Regions from separate parts of the Homo sapiens genome. Here region 1 is linked to region 2. A link is an interaction called in ENCODE POLR2A ChIA-PET data of the cell type or tissue named here. Cell type or tissue: PC-9. All regions are shown on one strand. Links, peaks and the distances in the headings refer to the core of each region. The heading gives the core; the rest is flanking DNA.

The links. Peaks named below come from ENCODE experiments on the same cell type or tissue, not always from the same donor. Only the 100,000 strongest peaks of a DNase experiment are listed, where the experiment ranks them.
Region 1: POLR2A ChIA-PET joins it to region 2 with 6 read pairs; 3 of 35 experiments call an interaction of 5 or more read pairs at or near these places.

What each region holds. Positions count from the first base shown.
Region 1 is chr14:103,247,382-103,255,258 of GRCh38, reverse strand. No RefSeq gene overlaps it. Among named protein-coding and RNA genes, the nearest start is that of LINC00605, 62 kb to the right of the region's middle. In PC-9, for the core only: no CTCF peak of the experiment used is centred there; DNase peaks (open chromatin) are centred at 1,418 and 4,168; H3K4me3 peaks cover 806 bases; H3K27ac peaks cover 4,357 bases.
Region 2 is chr14:103,022,839-103,030,715 of GRCh38, reverse strand. All of the region lies in intron 1 of CDC42BPB (CDC42 binding protein kinase beta), which reads left to right. Among named protein-coding and RNA genes, the nearest start is that of CDC42BPB, 31 kb to the left of the region's middle. RefSeq lists a silencer at 7,154-7,421. In PC-9, for the core only: a CTCF peak has its summit at 3,411; DNase peaks (open chromatin) are centred at 2,355, 3,525, 4,285 and 4,798; H3K4me3 peaks cover 1,212 bases; H3K27ac peaks cover 4,906 bases.

The sequences.
Region 1 (7,877 bases), core at 1,055-6,054, 230 kb before region 2:
ACAGAGCAAGACTCTGTTTCAAAAAAAAAAAAAAAGTACAAAAAATTAGCGGGGTGTGGTGGCACGCACCTGTAGTCCCAGCTACTTGGGAGGCTGAGGCAGGATAATTGCTTGAACCCAGGAGGTGGAGGTTGCAGTCACCTGAGATTGCGCCACTGCACTCCAGCCGGGGCCACAGAGCAAGATTCTGTCTCGGGAAAAAAAACAAAAAAAAAGAAAGAAAGAAAGACTAGCTATTTGGCACAGAATTCCATCAGATTTGCATGTTTTATCTCATTTATAGCATTGCATACAGCAATAACATTTTAATTTCCATGTAGTTTTAAATATACTTATAACCTATTTATCAAAGCTTTTAAAAAAGAAAGTGTTTCCTGAGTAACTTAATTGCATATAGAAACAGAGGGAGCCCAGCTCAGTCAGTCTGCAGTGTAATGGACAGTTAATTAACATATGTCTTTGAAAACTGAGTGAAAATAAAGAGTTTGAAACTTTCTGAGACTTATTAGATTCCTCTCCTTAGGCAGGTCTTGGATGTCGAATGCTATCCCCAGCAGCCTCAAATCTACAAAGCAGTGATACAATCACGCACCCGCCACCAGCTGAGCAACTGAGAATACCAAGTGTTCACCAGGATACCCAGCACCCAGAGGCATCTCACTTTGCTGGTGGGAGTGCACTTTTTTTCTTTTTTTTTTTTTTGAGACAGAGTCTCGTTCTGTCGCCAGGCGGGAGTGCAGTGGCGCACGATCTTGGCTCACTGCACCGTCCGCCTCCTGGGTTCTGGTGATTCTCCTGCCTCAGCCTCCCGAGTAGCTGGGACTACAGGTGCCCGCCACCACGCCCGGCTAATTTTTTTGTATTTTTAGTAGACACAGGGTTTCACCATGTTAGCCAGGATGGTCTTGATCTCCTGACCTCGTGATCCACCCGCCTCTGCCTCCCAAAGTGCTGGGATTACAGGCGTGAGCCACCGCACCCGGCCGGGAGTGCACTTTGTACAAACACCTGGAGAAACTGTTTGGCAGTGTGTTCTAAAGCTGAACCTACCCAAACCCTATGACCTGGCAACTTCCAGCAAGTGAGTGAATAAGTTTAATTGTGAGTGAATAAGCCAGACACAAAGAGTACATGGGTGTGCATCCTTGTCAACTGATAAAGAAAAGTGGCTCAGAACAGCCTGAGGAATGGGGGGGGGTCTGCAAAATGTATCAGGTCCAGAGGGACAGGAGCATGGGACCTCAGTCACACCCCCGCAGCCATGCCCAGGGGTAACTGTTTAAGGGCTTTGTTTTTTTCTTTCCTTCCCTGTAGTTTCCAGGCTAGCTAATAAATTACCTAAAATATTACCACAAGTTGCACAATGTGAGCCTCACCCATTATCTTCATGCTCCTGGAATTTGTGATACAAAGAACGATGTCTAATAAATCAATAGGTTATTTTAATGAAACAATAAAAATTTTTGGTAAACAACTTAGGAACTGCCCCATTTTTCCTTTAAATACTGACTTGTGGCTGAGTTTGGCGGCTCGCACACGTAATCCCGGTGCTTTGTGAGGCCAAGGATTGGGAGGAGGGCTTGAGCCCAGGAGTTCCAGGCTGCAGTTAGCTGTGATCATACCACTGCCCTCTAGCCTGTGTAACAGAGTGAGACCCTATCTCTATTAAAAAAAAAAAAAAGCCAGGCATAGTGGCATGCACCTACAGTCCTAGCTACTCAAAGACTAGGACTAGAGGCAGAGGTGGGAGGATCACTTGAGCCCAGGAGTTCCAGGCTGCAGTGAGCTATGATCTCACCATAGGATCTCACCATGGGATTACCATGGGATACCTTTTCTTTCTTTCTTTCTTTTCTTTCTTTCTTTCTTTCTTTCTTTCTTTCTTTCTTTCTTTCTTTCTTTCTTTCTTTTCTTTCTTTCTTTCTCTCTTTCTCTCTTTCTCTCTCTCTCTCTCTTTCCCTCTTTCTCTCTCTCTTTCTTTCTTTTTTTTTTTTTACAAAGTTTCATTCTGTCGCCCAGGCTGGAGTGCAGTGGCGCGATCTTGCCTCACTGCAACCTCCGCCCCCCAGGTTCAGGTGATTCTCTTGCCTCAGCCGCCCGAGTAGCTGGGATTATAGGTGCCCGCCACCATGCCTGGCTAATTTTTGTATTTTTAGTAGAGACGGGATTTCACCATGTTGGCCAGGCTGGTCTTGAACTCCTGACCTCAGGTGATCCTCCTGCCTTGGCCTCCCAAAGTGCTGGGATTACAGGCATGAGCCACCGTGCCTGGGGCCTCAGTTTCTTAATTTTGGTTGGCATTTCTGGTGTTGTCTGGAGGATTCAGCTCTATTCCTCCCTTGCAGCCAACTGGCATTCCCTCTCACACTCAGCAATCCGAACCAGTATAAACACTCTGTGTTCCTCTGACTCCAGAGGTTTCCTTGCGTGCAAAGGTTGAGTCCTGAATTCAGACCTCCCTTCCTTTTGGTTGAGGTCTAGATCTTTTTCTAATTTTTAATTTTTATTTTTTGTGGACATATAGGTGTATATATTTATGCAGAACATAAGATGTTTTGACACAGACATGCAACATGTAATAATCTTATCATGGAAAATGGGGTATCCAGTCCCACAAGCATTTATACTTTATGTTACAAACAATTCAATTATACTCTTTTTGTTATTTTAAAATGTAAAATTAAATTATTATTGACTATAGTCCCCCTTTTGTGCTATCAAATACTAGGTCTTATTCATTCTTTCTAACTATTTGTTTTGTATCCATGAACCCACCTCCCCTTCACCCTCCCACTACCCTTCTTAGCCTCTGGTAATCATCCTTCTACTCTCTGTCTCCACGAGTTCAATTGTTTTGACTTTTAGATCCCACAAATAAATGAGAACACGCGATGTTTGTCTTTCTGAGACTGGGTTATTTCATTTATCATAATGACTTCTAGTCCATCCATGTTTTTGAAAATGACAGGATCTCATTCTTTTTTATGGCTGAATAGTACTCCATTGTGTAAGTACCTCTGTTGATGGACATGTAGGTTGCTTCCAAATTTTGGCTGTTGTGAAGAAGTTGAAACTTTATTTGGGCTGTTTTCCAAATCCTTTCTTTCCTGCAAGAGTGAGGGCTTCTGTCTCTGTCTCTGGACAGGAGATTTAGGCAAAAGCTCTGCAGAGAATGTCTGTCTTCTCCTCAGCCTCATGGCAGCGTTTTGGGTTACAGTGTTGGAGTCTAGTGTAACTGCCCAATGGGTTCCTCTTGCCCACTGTTCAGAGGAAGCCAATTTATCAAGACAGGGAATTGCAACAGAGAAAGAAAGAGTTTAAGGCCGGGCACAGTGGCTCATGCCTGTAATCCCAGCACTTTGGGAGGCTGAGGGGGGCAGATCACCTGAGGTCGGGAGTTTGAGACCAGCCTGACCAACATGGAGAAACCCCATCTCTACTAAAAATACAAAATTAGCCAGGCATGGTGGCGCATGCTTGTAATCCCAGCTACTCGGGAGGCTGAGGCAGGAAAATCACTTGAACCCAGGAGACAGAGGTTGTCATGAGCCGAGATCACGCCATTGCACTCCAGCCTGGGCAACAAGAGTGAAACTCTATCTCATAAATAAATAAATAAATAAATAAATAAAAACAGTTTAATACATGTTGTCATCGGCTAAACAGGAAACTAAAGTTTTATTGCTACTCAAATCAGCCTCCCTGAAAATTCAAAGTTTAGGATTTTTTTAAAGATAGTTTGGTGGGCAGGAGGATGGGAAGTGGGAGTGCTGACTGCTTGGGTCGGGGATGAAACCGCCGGGAGTCGAAGCTGTCCTCTTGGGCTGAGTTGGTTCTTGAGTGGGGATCATAAGACGAGATGAGCCAGTTCACCAGTCAGTGTAGCCTCAGCTGACCCATCAGAATGCAGGGTCTGAAAAACACCTCAAACACCAACCTTAGGTTTCATAATAGTAACGTTACCTATGGGGGCAACTGGGGAGGTGAGGAATCTTGTGGCCTCTGGCCGCGTGACTCCTGAGCCAAAATTTCTCATCTGTGGCTCATTTGTTAGTTCTACAAAGGCTGTCTGATCCCCAGGCAAGGAGAGGGTTTGTTTTGGGGAGAGGCTGTTATCTTTGCTTCAACATTAAGCTATAAATCCCTCCCTTCCTCCTTTGGCCTACACTCAGGAATGAACAAGGGCAGCTTGGAGGTGAAAGGTAAGATGGAGCTGGTTAGGTCAGATCTCTTTCACCATCATAATTTCCTCATTGTTATCTTTTTTGCAAAGGTGGTTTCACTAGCACTGGTGATTTCACTTTTTTTGACCTAAAGTTACATAGCATGATTTTAAAATTGTAGCTGTTTCCTATTGCTGGTAATTTGGACTCGTCTTTTCAATTGTGACCAATTCCTGCTAGTTTCAAACCAAAGGGTGCATGAGGGTGAGTTCTCTCACCTGGAAGTTAAGAGACACTTGCTCCCTCCAAACCCAGCTGGGTGCTGCAGGGGACTAGAGATTTTATGGGGGTGTTGGGATGTTTGTCCATGATGTGTAGCAGTCTGAGAGGGCCTCCCTGCAGGACAGACCCCAGCTGGAAGGTGCACATAAGGGCTGGTCACCTGGCGCCTTTAGCACTCTACCACTGCAAGGGGACCAGGGATTCTGAGACACATAAGACAGTCAATCACGGTGTCACTGGGACCTTAGGGAGTGACGCTTGCAAGTAGCACACTTCAACCAGAAGCTCTGTTCCAGCCTTGATCACTTTTGAGAAGGAATTTCTAAAAGTATGGGAAAATGGTTGTCAAAAACTGAGCTTTCCTTTAAGGGGCAATCCCCCTTGGAAGCACCAGCCGGGTTTGTGGGTCACCCCTGTAGAGCGCCATGCTGTGGACACCCAGCCAGATGCACCCACATGACTCAGGATGACCCCAAATTTCAATGGCCAAAATCGGGGTCTTTGGAAATTTCTAAGTTAATATGTTTGTGCATACAATTAGCAGGTTTTAGAACCAGACAAATTGAACAGCAGTCCTATTTTAACGGTAGGTAGAAGCTTCTAAGAGAGGTATGGAAAAAATGGCTTCCGTCCAGGAGATAAGCAAAAAATTGTCAGAAACAATTTCACAACTAAAGAAAACCTTGAAAATGTCTTCTCTTTCTCCTTCCACTGCTCTCCTGTTGCCTCCTCCCACACCTCTACATCCACTTTTGTCAGGCCTTCCATGCTCTGGTTACCATCTCTCCTATCCCTCCTCCGCCAGAGGAAGAGGCTCAGCAAATCCCACAGCACTCTTGCAGATCTTCTGGTCAACCCGCTTCTTTCAACGAAGGCAGCTCCAGCAGCTGACTTGCCAGACCCAACCTCTTAAGAAGATGCAGATAAGCCCACATGACCAAAGAGGGGTCTGCTTCTCTTGCAAGAAACAAAGTCACCTTTAAAAAGATTGCAAACAACTTAAATGGCAACAGGAGAGAAAAACCACCCAAGAGAAACAGCTGCTCTGGGGAGCCGAAGGGGGCGTTTCTATTTCTCCTTCCTCTCCCATTAGGAGGAGTGGATCCACTGCTGAGTGAAGAGACTCCTGCTCTCACTGACACCAGAGCTGTCTTCTCTGTTCTCAACCCCATCATATATAACTGTCCCCTTCCTCAGAGGAACGAAACCACTGAAATGGTGGGAGTGCCTAACCCACCCATGACTGTAAGGCCCAAGTTTCAGAATTTCAAATAGGGACTGCATGAGACTATTTTTGCATTGCTGCAAAGAAATGCCTGAGGCCGGGCATGGAGGCTCACGCCTGTAATCCCAGCACTTTGGGAGGCCAAGGCAGATGGATCACCTGAGGTCAGAAGCTCAAGACCAGCCTGGTCAACATGGCGAAACCCCATCTCTACTAAAAATACAAAAATTAGCCAGGTGTGGTGGTGCGTGCTTGTAATCCCAGATACTCGGGAGGCTGAGGCAGGAGAATCGCTTGAACCCAGGAAGTGGAGGTTGCAGTGAGCTGAGATTGTGCCACTGCACTCCAGCCCAGGCAATAGAGCAAAATTCTGTCTCAAAAAAATAAAAAAAAGAAAGAAAATATTTTGAATTCGGAACCAATGGATGATGTGAGCAACTTATGGCAAACCCTGCCTCACCACTTACGGTCACAAGCACCCACATACATTGGGAGAATAATTTCAGCCACTCATCATTTGCAGCATCACTCTTGCCACAGGCTTCTTTATGTGGAGTTCTTCCCTTGCCTTCACCTCACATTACTCTCTCACTGTAGGGATCTTAGCCCTGCTACTGTGCTGCCATTGCCTTCTGATGGGCTGCTCCCTGGCTGTATTGCCGTGACCCAGCAAATTCTCACTCCTAGGCAGAACTCACAGGAGATGCCTACAGAGGATGCTGATGTAATTTGGTTTACTGATGGCCCCTAATTAAATGGCAATTCTGGAAAACACTGCAAGGTGATGCAGCTGTCTCTGTGACTGAAGTCCTAAAAGACAACCCTCTCCCAGAGGCAAAGTTGGCCCACCCAGCAAAACTGATTGCCTTAGCCAGAGCCTGTCGATGCGCAGAAAGCAAGGTTGCTGAAGTTTACACAGAGAGCAGAGGCGCATTTACAACAGCACGTGATTTGGGGATGCTCCGGAAATAACGTAGATTCCTGACTTCTTCCAGACAATCCCTTAAAAATGGCCAACAGGCCTTTGATCTCTTGGAGGTCATTCAGAAACTGAAATCACTGGCCCTTATCAAAATTCCTAGACATCGGAAGCCAGACACTTTTGATGGTAAGAGCAACTGTTTCACAGAGGCTGTGACCAAAACTGTTGCTGAAGTGTCTTTCCTCACCCAAAAACTATACATCTCGAGCTATCCCTGCAAGCATATGCTCCAATTAAAACTTTGCTGAAGGAGGCCAAGCACGGTGGCTCATGCCTGTAATTCCTGCACTTTGGGAGGCCAAGGCGGGCAGATCACTTGAGGCCAGGAGTCCAAGACCAGCCTGGCCAACATGGTGAAACCCTGTCTCTACTAAAAATACAAAAATTAGCCAGGCGTGGTGGTGCATACCTGTAATTCCAGCTACCCGGGAGGCTGAGGCAGGAGAATCGCTTGAACCCAGGAGGCAGAGGTTGCAGTGAGCTGAGATTGCGCGACTGCACTCCAGGCTGGAAGACAGAGTGAGACTCCATCTCAAAAACAAAACAAAACAAAAAAACCTCGCTGAAGAAAGCACAGAGAAAGGCCCTGAAAAAGAGTTAAAGCTTTGGAAAAGTAAGAGGGGGATGTCACGTCCTCTCCTGAAATGGGTTTATGGTACAGTTCAGTGATAGACCAATTCTTCTCTCGCGACTTTGGTTACCCTTTTTACAATATGTTCATGAGTCAACTCACTGGAGTCAGATAAAACGATTTCATGGAAAAACAATTTCATGGAAAAATAATATTCCTGGAAACCATCACCCATGATGGCTCAAAAGGTGTACTCTCGGCTGAACTCAGCGGCTCATGCCTGTAATCCCAGCACTTTGGGAGGCCGAGGTGGGTGGATCACTTGAAGTCAGGAGTTCGAGACCACATTGACCAACATGGTGAAACCCCATCTCTACTAAAAAAATACAAAATTAGCCAGGCATGGTGGCAGGCGCCTGTAATCCCAGCTACTTGGGAGGCTGAGGGCAGGAGAATAGCTTGGACCCGGGAGGGAGAGGTTGCAGTGAGCCAAGATTGCGCCATTGCACTGCAGCCTGGGTGACAGAGCAAGACTCTGTCTCAAAAACAAAACAAAACAAAACAAGACTTGTTGCCTGGGCAACAAGAGCGAAACGCCATCTCAGAAAAAAAAAAAAGTGTACTCCCCCCATCCTGCTTGTCCCAACACAATTC
Region 2 (7,877 bases), core at 1,985-6,984:
AGCCCTGAACACTTTTTTTTGAGATGGAGCCTCCCTCTGTCACCCAGGCTGGAGTGCAGTGATGGGATCTGGGCTCACTGCAACCTCCACCTCCCAGGTCGAAGTGATCCTCCCGCCTCAGCCGCCCAAGTAGCTGGGACTACAGGCGTGCACCACCACACTCAGCTAATTTTTATATTTTTAGCAGAGATGGGGTTTCACCATGTTGGCCAGGCTGGTCTTGATCTCCTGACCTCGGGTGATCCACACACCTTGGTCTCCCAAAGTGCTGAGATTACAGGCATAAGCCACTGTGCCTGGCCACCTGAACACATTTAATTGTTGAGGCTGAAATAAATAACATTTAAAATGAGTGAAGCCATTGTTATCCAAACTATGCTCCTCAAACTTTCTTTGCCTCTTTTTTAAAAGAACCAGATTCTTCTAAACATTCTTAAATGTTTTAAAAAGAGGTACCATTTCCACCTTCAACCTCATTGGCCATGAGAGGGCTTTGATACCGTGCTGGGCACGCCCCATGGAGATGGGCGACTACTGGTCACTCCTGTCGGGCAAGGTGAGGCCGGGCTGGCCGCTCCACGCTTCTCCTCTGTTCAGGAAGGAAAGTGAGCGCCTCACTCTGAGGGCGGTTTGCTTGGTGGCCCTTCCTCTGGTTCAGGAGCAGCCACCCTGTGAGAGCCAGTTAGGCACTGGGAGGGTTGGAGTTGCTGGCTGGAGAGCCCCTCAGGTGCTGGGAGGGCTGGAGTTGCTGGATGGATTGCTATTGCTGTTTTGAATATTGCTTCCCGCTCACATGCGTGTCTGGCCACTGAGGGCTCCAATCTAGCATTTCTTTTTTTTTTTTTTTTTTTTTTTTTGGAGATGGAGTCTCCCTCTGTCACTAGGCTGGAGTGCAGTGGCGCGATCTCGGCTCACTGCAACCTCCGCCTCCTGGGTTCAAGCAATTCTCCTGCGTCAGCCTCCGAAGTAGCTGGGACTACAGGTGCACACCACCACACACAGCTAATTTTTTTTTGTATTTTTAGTAGAGACGGGGTTTCACCATGTTGGCCAGGATGCTCTCGATCTCTTGACCTCGTGATCCGCCCATGTCAGCCTCCCAAAGTGCTGGGATTACAGGCATGAGCCACCACGCCTGGCCAATCTAGCATTTCTTTTTTTTTTTTTTCCTTTGAGACAGAGTCTTGCTCTGTTGCCCAGGCTGAAGTGCAGTGGCACAATCTCGGCTCACTGCAAGCTCCGTCTCCCAGGTTCATGCCATTCTCCTGCCTCAGCCTCCTCAGTAGCTGGGATTACAGGTGCCTGCCACCACGCCCAGCTAATTTTTTTGTATTTTTTAGTAGAGACAGGGTTTCACCGTGTTAGCCAGGATGGTTTCGATCTCCTGACCTCGTGATCCACCCACCTCGGCCTCCCAAAATGCTGGGATTACAAGCGTAATTTAGCATTTCTTTAGCCTCACTTCTCTGGTGCTGGATTAGGTCCTAGAAGTTTCATATAATTAGCAACAGTATTTTTTCTTCCAGAGACATACTTATTCCTCATGCAGAAATGCAGAGTCAATGTCTAAATAAGGTAAAAGATTGAAGGAATTTTGGATAAGAGAAAATTTCCCATAAAAATGTTTACTTTTATCCTTTTTTTCTTTTTTAACACCATAGTATTCCTGACATATTGACTATTCAATTTAGAAAGATTGGCAGTTGGACTCAGATAATTCAGTACTTGGCTCTGGACAGTTGTTAAGAACCCTGCTGAAAATGGTTTATATGCAGAAGGTTTCAGCAACTCAGATCAACTCTGCTGATCTCAGGATCTATGCTAGGATGAAAAAAAGTCCCTGGCATGAATTTGTTTTTCTTGTCACTAGTATTTTCCAGTTGAATGAGTTTAAAAATAATAAAAGATAAAATACAAATAAATAACAGCCCTATTAAGGGAGAATTGCATGTACTTGTATTTAGATAGGAGAGTATGTTCTGGATGTCCAAGTTCATGGGCACAGAATATAGAAGGAGGCAGGTGACGTAGGAAGAACCTTCTGGAAGCTGTGGGTTTCTTTTCACTCACATGCACCTGTTGAGCGCCAGCTGTGCACCAGGCACTGAGCTGCACTGCAGACGGGCGTGTTCCTGGGAGGGGCTTCCATGCTGTTTCTGTGGGAAAGGGGAAGCCCAGCACATCTTCTGTGATGCGTATGTGATCACAAAACGATTAGGCTGGCTCTGCGTGCTGGGGCTGTCTCAGAGCCTGGCACTGCTCATTGTTGACATCCACTGTCACATTCACCCACAGTTCTGGGATTATCCTTAATTTACCCACAAGGAAACTGGAGTTCATGCTCAGTATTTTGCAACACAGTAAGCGGTGAAGTCTGAAGGACTCAGGTGCTTACTCGTAGCCACAATGTCTTGCTTCATTTCAGGAATATTTTTAAATACCTTTAATACTTTTTGAATAAATTAATGAATCGTGCACCCAAGTAGTCTCTGTTGTGACCCCCTCATGTGTGGTACACACTGTTGTGACCCATATCACAGATTCGTTGTGCTTGGTTTTTTATTATTGTTTTATTTACTTATTTTTGAGAAGGAGTCTTGCTCTGTCACCCAGGCTGGAGTGCAGTGGCACAATCTCAGCATATCACAACCTCTGCCTCCCAGGTTCAAGCAATTCTCCTGCCTCAGCCTCCCAAGCAGCTGGGACTACAGGTGCGCACCACCACGCCTGGCTAATTTTTGTATTTTTAGTAGAGATGGGGTTTCACTATGTTGGCCAGGCTGGCCTGGAACTCCTGACCTCAAGTGATCCACCTGCTTTGGCCTCCCAAAGTGCTGGGATTACAGGCGTGATCCACCACGCCTGGCTTTTTGATTTAAGTGTATGATTTATTGGTTCTTACTCTATTCACACATTTGTGCAGCTCTCACCGCTGTCTAATTCTAGAGCATTTTCATTGCCCCTGAGCCTTGTACCCATTAGCAGTACTTAGCATTCCCTCTCCCCAGCCCCTGGCAACCACTAATATACTTTTTGTCTCTATGGATTTGCCTATTCTGGACATTTTATATAAATGGAATCATACTATACGTGGTCTTTTGTAGCTGGCTTCTTTCATTTAGCATAATCTTTTCAAGGTTCATCCATGTTGTATTGTTATTTAATTACTTTCTCTGGCTGAATAGTAGTATTCCATTGTCTAGGTAGACCACATTCTGTTTATTTAGCTATCAGTTGATGGACATTTCGGTTTTCACTTTTTGACTATTACGAATGATGCTGCTGTGAATATTCATGTACAAATTTTTTTTATATTAAATTTTTTAAAACCTGGTTCTTAGTAAACATGCAGTGTGCAAGTTTTGGTGCAGACATGCTTTGATTTCTCCTGTTTATATACCTAGGGGTGGAATGACGGGTCATGTAGTAACTGTGTTTAGCACTTTGAGGAACTGCCAGGCTACATCATTTTACAATCTCACTAGCAGTGTGTAAGAGTTCATCTCTCCACCTCATGGCCAACGCTTGTTATGATTTGTCTTTTTTATTGTAGCTACCCTAGTGGGTGTGAAGTGAGGTCTGGTTACAGTTTTGATTTGCATTTCCCTGATTGCGAATGACTTTGAGCATCTTTTTCTGTGCATATTGGGCATTTGTATTAATATATCTTCTTTGGAGAAATGATGATTCAGATCCTTTGCCCATTTTTAAATTGGGATATTTGTCTTTATGAGTGAGTTGGGAGAGCTTTTTGTGTATTCTGGATGTAAGTCCCTTATCAGATATGTGATTTCAGATATTTCCTACGCTTCTGTTGTTTGTCTTCTCACTTTTTTTTTTTTTTTAATGAGACGGAGTCTCACTCTGTCGCCCAGGCTGGAGTGCAGTGGCGCGATCTCAGCTCACTGCAAGCTCCGCCTCCCGGGTTCACGCCATTCTCCTGCCTCAGCCTCCTGAGTAGCTGGGACTACAGGCACCCGCCACCATGCCTGGCTAATTTTTTAAAAAATATTTTTAGTAGAGACGGGGTTTCACTGTGTTAGCCAGGATGGTCTCGATCTCTTGACCTTGTGATCTGCCCACCTCAGCCTCCCAAAGTGCTGGGATTACAGGTGTGAGCCACCCATGCCCAGCCATCTTTCTTAATGGCTTCTTTTGAACATTTTTTTGTTCAGGTTTGGTGTTTGTAGTTAAAAAACAGAATGATTTTTATTTTGGTGAAGTTTAACTTACCTGTTTTTCATGTTTTACCTGTAAGAATCCATTGCCTAATCCAAGGCCACAAAGATTTACATGTGGTTTTTTGTTTTGTTTTGTTTTGTTTTTGAGACGGAACCTCACTCTGTCACCAGGCTGGAATGCAATGGCGTGATCTCGGCTCACTGCAACCTCTGCCTCCCAGGTTCACGCGATTCTCCTGCCTCAGTCTCCTGAGTAGCTGGGACTACAGGCATGTGCCACCATGCCCAGCTAATTTTTGTTAGTAGAGACGGGGTTTCACCATGTTGGCCAGGATGGTCTTGATCTTTTGACCTCATGATCCACTCACCTCGGCCTCCCAAAGTGCTGGGATTATAGGTGTGAGCCACCACGCCCAGCCGTGTTTTAAGTGTTTCGTAGTTTGAGTTCTTACATGTAGGCCTTCAATTCATTTTGAGTTAATTTTTTTGTATATGGTGTGAGGTAGGGGCGCACAGTTATTCTTCAGCATGTGGTTGTCCAGCCACCCCAGTACCATTTGAAGATGCTGTTTTCCCCCATTGCATGATCTTGGGGTTGTGTCTGTTTCTGAGTCTCATGTAATGGAATCCTGCAGTATTTTGTGTCTGGTTTTTTTTTAGCTTCACATACATCCGTGTGATTCATCAGTGTTGTGTATGACAGGAGTTCATCCTTTTTTTTTTTTTTTGAGACAGAGTCTCGCTCTGTCACCCAGGCTGGAGTGCAGTGGCTTGCTACAACCTCTGCCTCCTGGGTTCAAGCGATTCTCCTGCCTCAGCCTCCCTAGTAGCTGGGACTATAGGCATGTGCCACCACGCCTGGCTAATTTTTGTATTTTTAGTAGAGACAGGGTTACACCATGTTGGCCAGGCTAGTCTTGAACGTCTGACCTCAGGTGATCCACCCGCCTCGGCTTCCCAAAGTGCTGGGATTACAGGCATGAGCCACCACACCTGGCTCCTCCTTTTTTTTTTCTTTTTTTTTTTTTAATGTGTACTAGTTCATTACATGAATACTACAGGTTATCCACTCTTCTGTGAGTGGACATTTGGGTAGTTTACAGTTTTTGATAATTATGAGTAAAGCTGCTTTGAACATTCTTGTGTGTGTCTTTTTGGTAGACATACCTGCTCACTTCTCTTGGGTGTTTACCTGGGAGGGAATTTCTGTGCCGTAGGGTACACATATGTTAGCCTAAGCGATCCAAGTGCAATTGGTGGGGGAGAGGGGTGGCACATCGGACAGTGTGCTTGCTTACAGGAGAGTGAAAGAATTGCTTACTTGAATTACCAGTTCTCAAGTAATTTGAAAGACACAGTTCACCTTAAACTAAAATGATACTTGCTGCATGGACTGTCAATTCTTCAGAAGATGGTACTAATCATGACATTAGGAGCAGCTGGTATTTTACTGTGCAGAAAGAAAACCAGACTTTTCTGAATTCACAGCAGTGACACAAAGAAATTTCAAAATATACTGTCTACTAGATTAAGTTAAGAGCAACAAGAAAAATGAGTGGAGTTAATTTTTGCCTCTGAATTTTAAAACTGACACGTAAAAAGTCTTATGTGGGGAGTAAAGACAAATAACAAGGGATTAAAAATACCAAACATTTAGACTGGACCCAGTGGCTCACGCCTGTAATCCCAGCACCTTGGAAGGCCGAGGTGGGCAGATCACTTGAGCCCAGGAGTTTTGAGACCATATGCCTGTAGAGATATTATTATATAACATCCCTGACCCATATGTAGATGTTCAGAAAGTGGAAGCTGCCATTAGCAATGGGTGGGTTGAATATTTCATCAAATATTTAGGGTATAAGAGAATAAAAAGCAAATTGAAAGTATTAAAAGATCCTGCCTTCTCAAGTCTGTCAAATAGGAAGGACTATGTTATAAGCTTGAATTAATCCTAAGAGTTTGGTGGATGTTACGAATAGTTGCTAAAAATTCCCCAAATTACTAATTACTGAAGTTAAGTTGCTCTCCTTTGAACCTTATTTACTGATGCTTTGCAAACTTTTTACTTTCTTACATTCAAAACTCTTCCTCCCTGCTTCTTAATGCGGGGTAGGAAGCATTTAATCACTGTAGATACCGTTTAATCACTGTACTTTGTTATGAGTGCTGTGCCCACTGTCTTCTAGAAGTGTATTAGCAAGTCTCAGTCTCAAGGGTTAGAGAGCCAGGAAGAGTAAGTTAGGACGGACTCTGTTACAGAACTCTAGAGGCCAGAGCATTGGGGCTCCTTTCTGTCCTTCCGCCTCAGTTAAACAGAGACAAGTCCGAGGCCTTCCAGGAGGAAGATGCGTAGACGGTTCTCTTCCTGGCTGTCACGTCGTCCTTCCTGTCCTGGCGGTCCCAGCCCAGTTTGGAGTGTGTGGGAGAGCGTCTCTGTATATATTTAGGACTACTCTGGCGTTGTACTAGGAAGGAGTGAGGATTCATTCTCGATTTCTCATCCTGCTCCAGTGCAGCAGCTGAGCTCATTTCCTGTGATCCTGTTCCTGGGGCCGGGGTGGGCACCGCCCCCATCAGTGCTGCTGGTGTGAAGGGTCCTGCCCAGCTGACATGGGGGCTCCCTCTGGGACTAGATTTCCCTGCACTGTGTGCTGCCTTTTGTCTTTGAAAATTGATCTGTGCGTGATCTTAAATACCTCTGTTTGGCGAGCTGCAAAATCTGCATATTAGAATATATATATTCTGCATATTAGAAGATATATATTTAATATAATACCAGTAGTTGACTTAATAAAAGTGTATATGTTTATGAATATATTTTCTTTGTCAAAACTAAAGTTTTTACTCGAAAATCAGTTAAAAAAAGGAAAAAATTAAGAAAAACCAGTGAGTAAAATTATTAATTTCTACCAAAGAAAAAACAATTAGGATCAGGTATAGTGGTTCATGCCTGTAATTCCAACACTTTGGAAGGCCAAGGTGGGAAGATTACTGTAGCCCAGGAGTTTGAAACCAGTCTGGGCAACATAGCAAGACCCCGTGTCTACAAAAAATAAAAAATTAGCCACTGCCAGGCATGGTGGCTCATCCCTGTAATCCCAGCACTTTGGGAGGCCAAGGCAGGTGGATCACCTGAGGTGAGGAGTTTGAGACCAGCCTGACCAAGAAGGTGAAACCCGTCTCTACTAAAAATAGAAAAAGTAGCCAGGCATGGTGGCAGGCACCTGTAATCCCAGCTACTCGGGAGGCTGAGACAGGAGAAATGCTTGAACCCGAGAGGCAGAGGTTGCAGTGAGCCGAGATCGCGCCAGTGCACTCCAGCCTGGGTGATGGAGTGAGACTCCATCTCAAAAAAAAAAAAAAAAATTAGCCACATGATAATGCGCACCTGTAGTCTGCTACTCGGGAGACTGAGGGGAGAATCACTTGAGCCCAGGAGATAAGGCTGCAGGGAGTGAGCCGTGATCACGCCACTGCTGCTCTCCAGCCTGGGGGACCCTGCCTCAAAAAAAAAAAGAAAAGGAAAAGAAAAGAAAAAAAATAGCTATATCTGTGGGTTGCTGCTTTTTTCATGGTGTGTAAATGAACAGTTCTTAAGAGAACTGGTGTGGACTGGTGCAGTGGGAGCCTGAGGGGGGTGGGTGAGCCCATTCCAGAGAAACACCCCCTACTGACTGGGTGGAGGCACAGATGCAG